2 separate regions of the Homo sapiens genome follow, and region 1 is linked to region 2. A link is a contact called in ENCODE Hi-C or POLR2A ChIA-PET data. All regions are on one chromosome and are shown on one strand. Each heading gives the region's core, a stretch centred on a gene start or an enhancer-like site at or near the end of the contact. The rest is flanking DNA. Distances are from core to core; before and after follow the strand shown.

Evidence for each region. A loop is a pair of places that touch in the nucleus more often than their neighbours do. ChIA-PET counts read pairs that join two places held with the same protein, here RNA polymerase II (POLR2A). Pooled maps may share reads with other maps.
Region 1: a loop to region 2 is called in a pooled map, with 2.0 times the contacts of the local background. The contact joins two enhancer-like sites. A Hi-C loop is called at or near these places in 5 of 50 pooled maps. POLR2A ChIA-PET finds 5 or more read pairs at or near these places in 3 of 52 experiments (CD4-positive, alpha-beta memory T cell, WTC11 and naive thymus-derived CD4-positive, alpha-beta T cell).

Annotation. Positions count from the first base shown.
Region 1 is chr6:139,532,805-139,536,145 of GRCh38, reverse strand. No RefSeq gene overlaps it. Among named protein-coding and RNA genes, the nearest start is that of LINC01625, 60 kb to the right of the region's middle. RefSeq lists a cis regulatory region at 1,220-2,058. Within about 2 kb of position 1,890, at least 16 of the 41 ENCODE cell types and tissues checked have a DNase peak (open chromatin) inside an H3K27ac peak, as active enhancers do.
Region 2 is chr6:139,110,996-139,114,805 of GRCh38, reverse strand. No RefSeq gene overlaps it. Among named protein-coding and RNA genes, the nearest start is that of HECA, 22 kb to the left of the region's middle. Within about 2 kb of position 1,470, at least 3 of the 41 ENCODE cell types and tissues checked have a DNase peak (open chromatin) inside an H3K27ac peak, as active enhancers do.

The DNA.
Region 1 (3,341 bases), core at 641-3,140, 420 kb before region 2:
ACCTACCACCTTCTTTATGGCTCAGTCTCCTTATGTCATTGGGTAAAAACTAGACTAGAGCTGCCCTCTAAGTTTCCTCCTCCTGCTAAAGGTCCACAATTTGAAGATGAAGATGACAATATTACCCCCTATTTAATGGGAGAAGCAACACTATTTAATGAAATAATAGAATTTTCCCAGAAAATAGAAGAGATTAGAAGGAATTAATATACAATATGTCAAATCAATGACCTCACTCTTAAAGTCCAGAATGAGGTATATCATCCATTAATCTCTACATTTCTGTAAGATAAACAAGGCTATATAAGGAGAGGTAAACTGAGGCAGAGAGAAGCATAATGAGTAGCCCACAGTCACATCACTATCCCACCTATCCCCCTGCAAGAGTTCAAAGGAGGGGAGCTCTGATTTTGCCCAAATCATTAAGTTACAGGTGGCAAAAGTCATGCCTATAGCGGCAGCCTCCAGCTCACCCACATAGGGTGCAACAATGATCTGCTCAGGCTTGGGGAGAAAATATTGGAATTTCTTTTCTTTTTTTTTTTGAGACGGAGTCTCGCTGTGTTTCCCAGGCTGGAGTGCAGTGGCATGATCTTGGCTCACTGCAAGCTCCGCCTTCCGGGTTCATGCCATTCTCCTGCCTCAGCCTCCCAAGTAGCTGGGACTTCAGGTGCCCGCCACCACACCTGGCTAATTTTTTTGTATTTCTAGTAGAGACAGGGTTTCACCATGTTGGCCAGGATGGTCTTGATCTCTTGACCTCGTGATCCACCTGCCTTGGCCTCCCAAAGTGCTGGGATTACAGGCGGGAGCCACCACGCCCGGCCTGGAATTTCTATTTCTGTTTTTATATCATCTTCTTTTAATTTATATATATATATAATGTTTTATAATGTACATGATATGCTAACACAGAAGTGCATGCAGATAATTGATGGCTATATAAAAAGAGAAGATGTGGGCTGATAAATTTTTTACTTATAGGATGCAGTTAAAAACTTTCCAGATAACTAGTATAGATCATACTAACATTTTGATGGCTTCAACTGTACCACAGAACTGAAAGGGAAAGAAATACGTGCAGAAACTGGAACAACTGCATTTGTGAATGCTCCACACTGATAAAGTAAGGTAGCACCTAATCTGGATTTAGAATACTGTATTTGCAGCCAAACAGAGATTATCAGCTTGTTTTTATTTGTTGATCCTTTCAAAGGCTCTTACTTCTGTTTACCAGGAGACCACTTCTATCATTGTTTTCCTCTCCTCACTCCCCTCCCTTTTTCAAAGAATCTCCTATTTTAAGAAGTGTTAGGCTTGGCCTATCTGGTGCAACATAAATTTAGCTTACCAGGGCAGTCAGGAAGTCAGAACAGCTTTGTGGGTTCCCACAGTTTGTTTGCTCATTCGATTAACAATCGTGCATCTACTAAGTGCTAGACATGAGGCTGCAAAGATATTCCAAGACTCCTGGAGTCCAGTGTCAAGAAGGAGGACTCCCCAGTCGAGAGAGAGACTGAGAAAGTGGTACACTAGCTGGCTACAAAGAAAGAAGACGAAGAGCAGCCCATTGAGGGGGGGTGCCAGGAAGTCAGAGCTGGATAGGAGTGGGTATCAGGAAACCTCTCTAGGAAGAAATGGCTCTTAACCCTTGACTGAGAGGAGCAGGCCAAGTGCCACTTTTCTTTCATCAGAAGAAAAATAAAATGGCAAGGCACTGCACTCTCACCTGAGCAAGCAGATGCAGCTTGGAGAGAGGAGTTTCTTTCTTCCTTTCAGTGTACCTTATCTCTGTCTCCTTCCAGCTTTGCATGGCTCTGAAGGTGTGGTCTGGGTGTGTATCTTACACTCAGCAGACTGCAGCTTTCCCGGGACACACGAGCTGCGTTGCCTAGCCCAGCCCAGTGCACTTAAAGACACCCAGAACACGCAGCTCCCACCAGTGCCCAAGCGCTTAAAGGCAAATGTGTCTCGGGGGCCTTTGCAGAAAAGAAAATCAAACAGCAATGATTTTGACAGATGTGAGGCTAGGAGAGTGAGTTGAGAAACAACTGAATTTCATTCTGTTTAATCCCATGTATACGTCACTTAACGGGTTAAAAAAAGGCTGATTCAATGAGTTTAATCGTAAAATCTGCTGTAAGCAAATTGTAACCTAACCTTCAAATTCATTCCAATGAGCCCACATTTTTAAACTGTACACTGGAAGAAAGACTAAACTTTTTACTCAGAAAAGGTTGTTTTTCTTCCATCCTCTTCCCTTCTTCCACACTTCTTTCTTTCCAGGGCTTAGTGCAATAGTGGCTTAGAATCAGGCTTCCTGCTTTAATTCAAAGTGTTCCGGGTGGTGTAGAAAAAAATATCTATGTCATGATTCAGCATAAGGGCTCTTGAAGTCACTGTTTTTGCTACTTTCAGAAGAAACATGGCAGGATTGCCTAATTGTTCCTTCCTGAAACATGGAAGAGAGGCATGCAGGGACTCGGAGTCAGAAGGGCAAGATTAGAGTTTTGTCAGAAGCAGAGAAGATATTTTTTGTAAGAAAAACAAGGATTTTACCATCAAAATAGGAAATCCATCAAAGGACCATGGTGCTTAGTCCCTGTTAGTTAAAACAGTACGGGAGGGGATAGAGTGGGCGAGAAGTTAATCTATATCCACAATTCTTTAATTACGTGGTTAAAAAACAAAGCAAAACAAAACCAAGCAGAAAAATAAAAAATAAAAAAACAGCCCTTACAGCCAACTCTTGCATGTTGTTCAAGTTGAGCAAGGAAACTGGAATTTGAACTTAAGGTGCAGGGATCAGCATAACATCCCAAAGTATGAGGGCAACAACCAGGGAGCATTCTAGAACCTTCCCTCACTGCTGGAGTAGTACACATTAACACCTTTATCTTTTCCAATATCGAGGTGAATTTTTTAAAATAAATAAAAATTTTTAAGACAAACTCAGGCATTTTTGTCTCAATTTACAAAGGTTTCACCCAAAATGCAGTCATTACAAAAGTCTAGAATCAGTCCCTCTGAATGGAAGGCCCTTATTCCTTTTTATTCACGCTACCCTTCATTCTCATACCAAGTATGTGTCAAACCCTGCCTTTAAAAGACAAGGTTAAGGCTGGGCTGGGTGGCTCACGCCTGTAATCCCAGCACTTTGAGAGGCCGAGGTGGGTGAATCATAAGGTCAGGAGTTCGAGACCAGCCTGGCCAACATGGTGAAACCCCATCTCTACTAAAAATACAAAAATTAGGCCGGGCGCAGTGGCTTACGCCTGTAATCCCAGCACTTTGGGAGGCCGAGGCAGGTGGATCACGAGGTCAGGAGGTCGAGACCATCC
Region 2 (3,810 bases), core at 221-2,720:
TGGCTCCTAATGAGTTAAAAGAAATAAATTATGTTTTATGCAATGTATTTTTCATTCAAAGGACTAATGACAGACCCTTTTAGGACCATCCTTATGTTTGAGGCATATACAGAGCACAGGACTTCCAGCCGCAAAGGTTATGGGTGGAAATGATATATGTGATTTCACTCAGGTCTGCAATGGAAATCAATCTTCCATGAAAGTACCCTGTAATCAGGTATAATTGACATAATGAATAGGTAAAACATGAAACAGAAGAACACATTGGCAGGTAAGAGGTAAGGAGGGGCCAGGGAAACATATGTAAATGGAATCCAAAACCATAAACTAGTTAATATTTCAGTTTTTGAAAGTTACTAACAGTCAGTCTAAGGGACCCCCAATAAAATGTGATGGGCTCCAGTGTAAAAATAAGCCATACTCTTTATTCTTGATGAGCTGAATTATCTAAAGTCAGAAATGTGACACCAACCAAAGTATTCAGTGTCAGATTTATTTTATTCAAAGTCATATAATTTTATATTGGGAAGAGACCTTGCAATTCAACCTTTCATCAAGCACTGGAATTCCTTCCACAATATCCCAAGCAGATGGACATTTAGTCTTAGCTTGACTCCTGACTTAACCTGATCATTTAGACATAGCTTGAGCTCCTCCTACAACAGTGAGCTAAGCACTCTGTAAGGCAGCCTACTATATTATTGGACGTTTTTGGTTCCCAGAAACTTCCTTTTTAGGTTGAGATGAATCTTGCATTTCTATAATTTCTGTCCATTGATCATGGCTTTGCTATTTGGAAGATGCTGTATTCTAATTTTGGGGGCAGGCTTAGGTTGCCTAGGTTAGATAGGGTGATGGTTTAAGATATCCTAGGTCCAAAGAGTAGGGAATTAAGAGAGGTGAAATAAGTACATACTTTTAAATCCAACAATTCTTTTTGGGTCTAAGTAAATAGCATAGGTCATTATTATAACTTATATTTAAGGTATATTCAGAGTTAAGCGTATATATTAAGATTTAAAGACCTGTAACACTTAAGTACAATGCAATACTTTCTCATCATTTAATTTTGTATGTTCATCTAATTTCTGGAATCTCCCCAGCCTAAGCTCAAGGAGGTTAAAAGTTTTGGGAGTAGGAGACGTAGGAGACTTTTTGGGGAATAATTTTTCCCCAAAATATATTATTGGATAGAATTTACTTTCCAGTCCAAAAAACTTGATGTTGAAATTGTCACTTATAATCAGAGGTCTCAGTAGACATCTGCATTGTTCCAGCCTTGGTAGAGCTTTGGATTCTGCAAGTAACACTCAAACTCTACCACTTCCCCTGCTTCTGAGGTTAAAAGCAAGTGCCTGTCCTCATTATGATAGTTAAGATCTTATCTTCTCTTGTTTTTCTACCTCTGATAGGCTGTTCTGGTATTTATCCTGGGGGCAAAACAGAAAAGTGGTTGATTTCTTCGTGGCTCAAACAGAAAGATCATCAGGAACATGCACAACACACACACACACACACACACACACACACACACACACACAAGCATTAAGCTCCCTGGGGCCTTGAGGCCTCTACTGTCACTGCATTTCTTTGTTTTTTTTTTTTTTTGAGATGGAGTTTCACTCTTTTTTCCCAGGCTGGAGTTGCAGTGGCACGATCTCGGCTCACCACAACCTCTGCCTCCCAGGTTCAAGCAATTCTCCTGCCTCAGCCTCCCAAGTAGCTGGGATTATAGGTATGCACCACCACACCTGGCTAATTATATATTCTTAGTAGAAACGGAGTTTCACCATGTTGGTCAGGCTCGTCTCGAACTCCTGACCTCAGGTGATCCACTCACCTTGGCCTCCCAAAGTGCTGAGATTATAGGCATGAGCCACCGTGCCCAGTCTCTCACCGCATTTCTAACTCTCCTTCTTCATTGGTGATGGATAAATCACCATGTCTTCTATCTGCTTTGGGGTTTTTCTTCTTCCTCTAAACAAATTTTTGAAAGGGTTATATTGTAAACATTATAGATTCGTACTTTTATAGGTGACTAATAGGCTAAATTCCTTCTGGACAACAATGGAGCTTATATTTCTTTCAGATGCTTCAAAGAATATAGAATGTAAGCTCTAGGAAGCATGCCAGAAACACTTTTGAATCCAAACGGCCGGGTCGAGCCGGGTTATACTGAGAAATTTTGAGATATTTAAAAATCATTACAGCTGACAGAATAATAAACACCTATTCAAATGCAAAATAGTTATTTTTCTCTTTACCTTTTAAAGTCAGTGAAAGAAGGTTCTCACCATTTTACAGCTGTTAAAAAATTTAACTATATGTCACCCACTTTCATAAATATTTACCCAATTTAATCCTTAAAACAAGCCTCGAGGCATTACTCTCTGCATTTTTGAAAATAAGGAAACTGGCTTAAAGAGGAAGAGTTGAGACATGCCTGACAATCCCAGGAGTTGAAGTTGAGGGAGTCTCATGACTTCAGAGCCCAGGCATGTTCACTCTATCATGACTATTCCAGTGACCTGCAGGCTCACTTTGGTCTGCTATTACAAATAAAAGAGACCCTTGAATTTGCTTTCTAAATAATTATCTTCATGCCAGTCACCATGGCTCACGCCTGTAATTCCATCACTTTGGGAGGCCGAGGTGGGAGATTGCTTGAACGCAGGAGTTCAAGACCAGCCTGGGTAACATAGTGAGACTTTGTCTCTACAAAAAATACAAAATTGGCCGGGTATGGTGGCACACACCGGTAGTCCCAGCTACCCGAGAGGCTGAGGTGGGAAGATCTCTTGAGCCTGGAAGGTCAAGGCTGCAGTGAACTGTGATCTTACTGCACTCCAGCCTGGGCAACAGAGCAAGACCCTGTCTAAAGTAATAATCCTCATGATAATAACAATAATATTCCAAACATCTTTTGCCCAGTAAATTTTGATGTTTTGGTTCTCAATCTATGGGCTGGGTAAGACATGTCCTTTGCTGGAGATTTCCACAGGTAAATTGGAAGAAATGACATCTAAGACATGTTTCAACTCTTATGATGGTTAGTTTTATGTCAACTTTACTGGGCTAAGGAGTGCCCGGATAGATGGTAAAACACTATTTCTGGTGGGTTTATGAGGGTACCTCCTGAAGAGATTAGCATTTGAATCTGTACACCAAGCAAGGAAGATCATCCTCACCAATGTGGGCAGGTATCACCTAATCCATGGAGGGCTCAAATAGAACAAAAAGGTAGAGGAAAAGTGAATTTGTTCTTTCTGCTTGAGCTAGGACTTCTATTTCTCTCTTACCCTTGGACATCCACATTCCTGGTTCTTGGGCTTCCAGGCTTAGACCAGGACTTACACCATCCACCTGATTCTCAGGCTTTCAGACTCTGACTGAATCACAGCACTAGCTTGCCTGGTTCTCTAGCCTGTAGACAGCAGATTGTGGGGCATAAGCCAACTCCCATAATAAATCTTTATGTATATGTGTGTGTGTATGTGTGTGTGTGTATCACCTGTTGTTCTGTTTATTTGGAGAACCCAAACACAACTTTAAAACATGTGATTTTGTGAGATTACATGTAACAAAAAAGAAAAGACAAATAAAGAAACATATACTTAAGTATAGACATATTAAGGTAAGTGAGAGTCCTGCTTTGTTTAAGACAAGTCTCACCTGTGAACAAACCTTTAAGTGACCTAAAAACTTTAAAAAGCAAATTGTGGGAGGCTTGCCTTCAGAGATTATGATTCCCAATTTTGTTCTTTTATTTCATTTTGTTTGTTTGTTTTTGTTTTACAGCTACCAGGGATA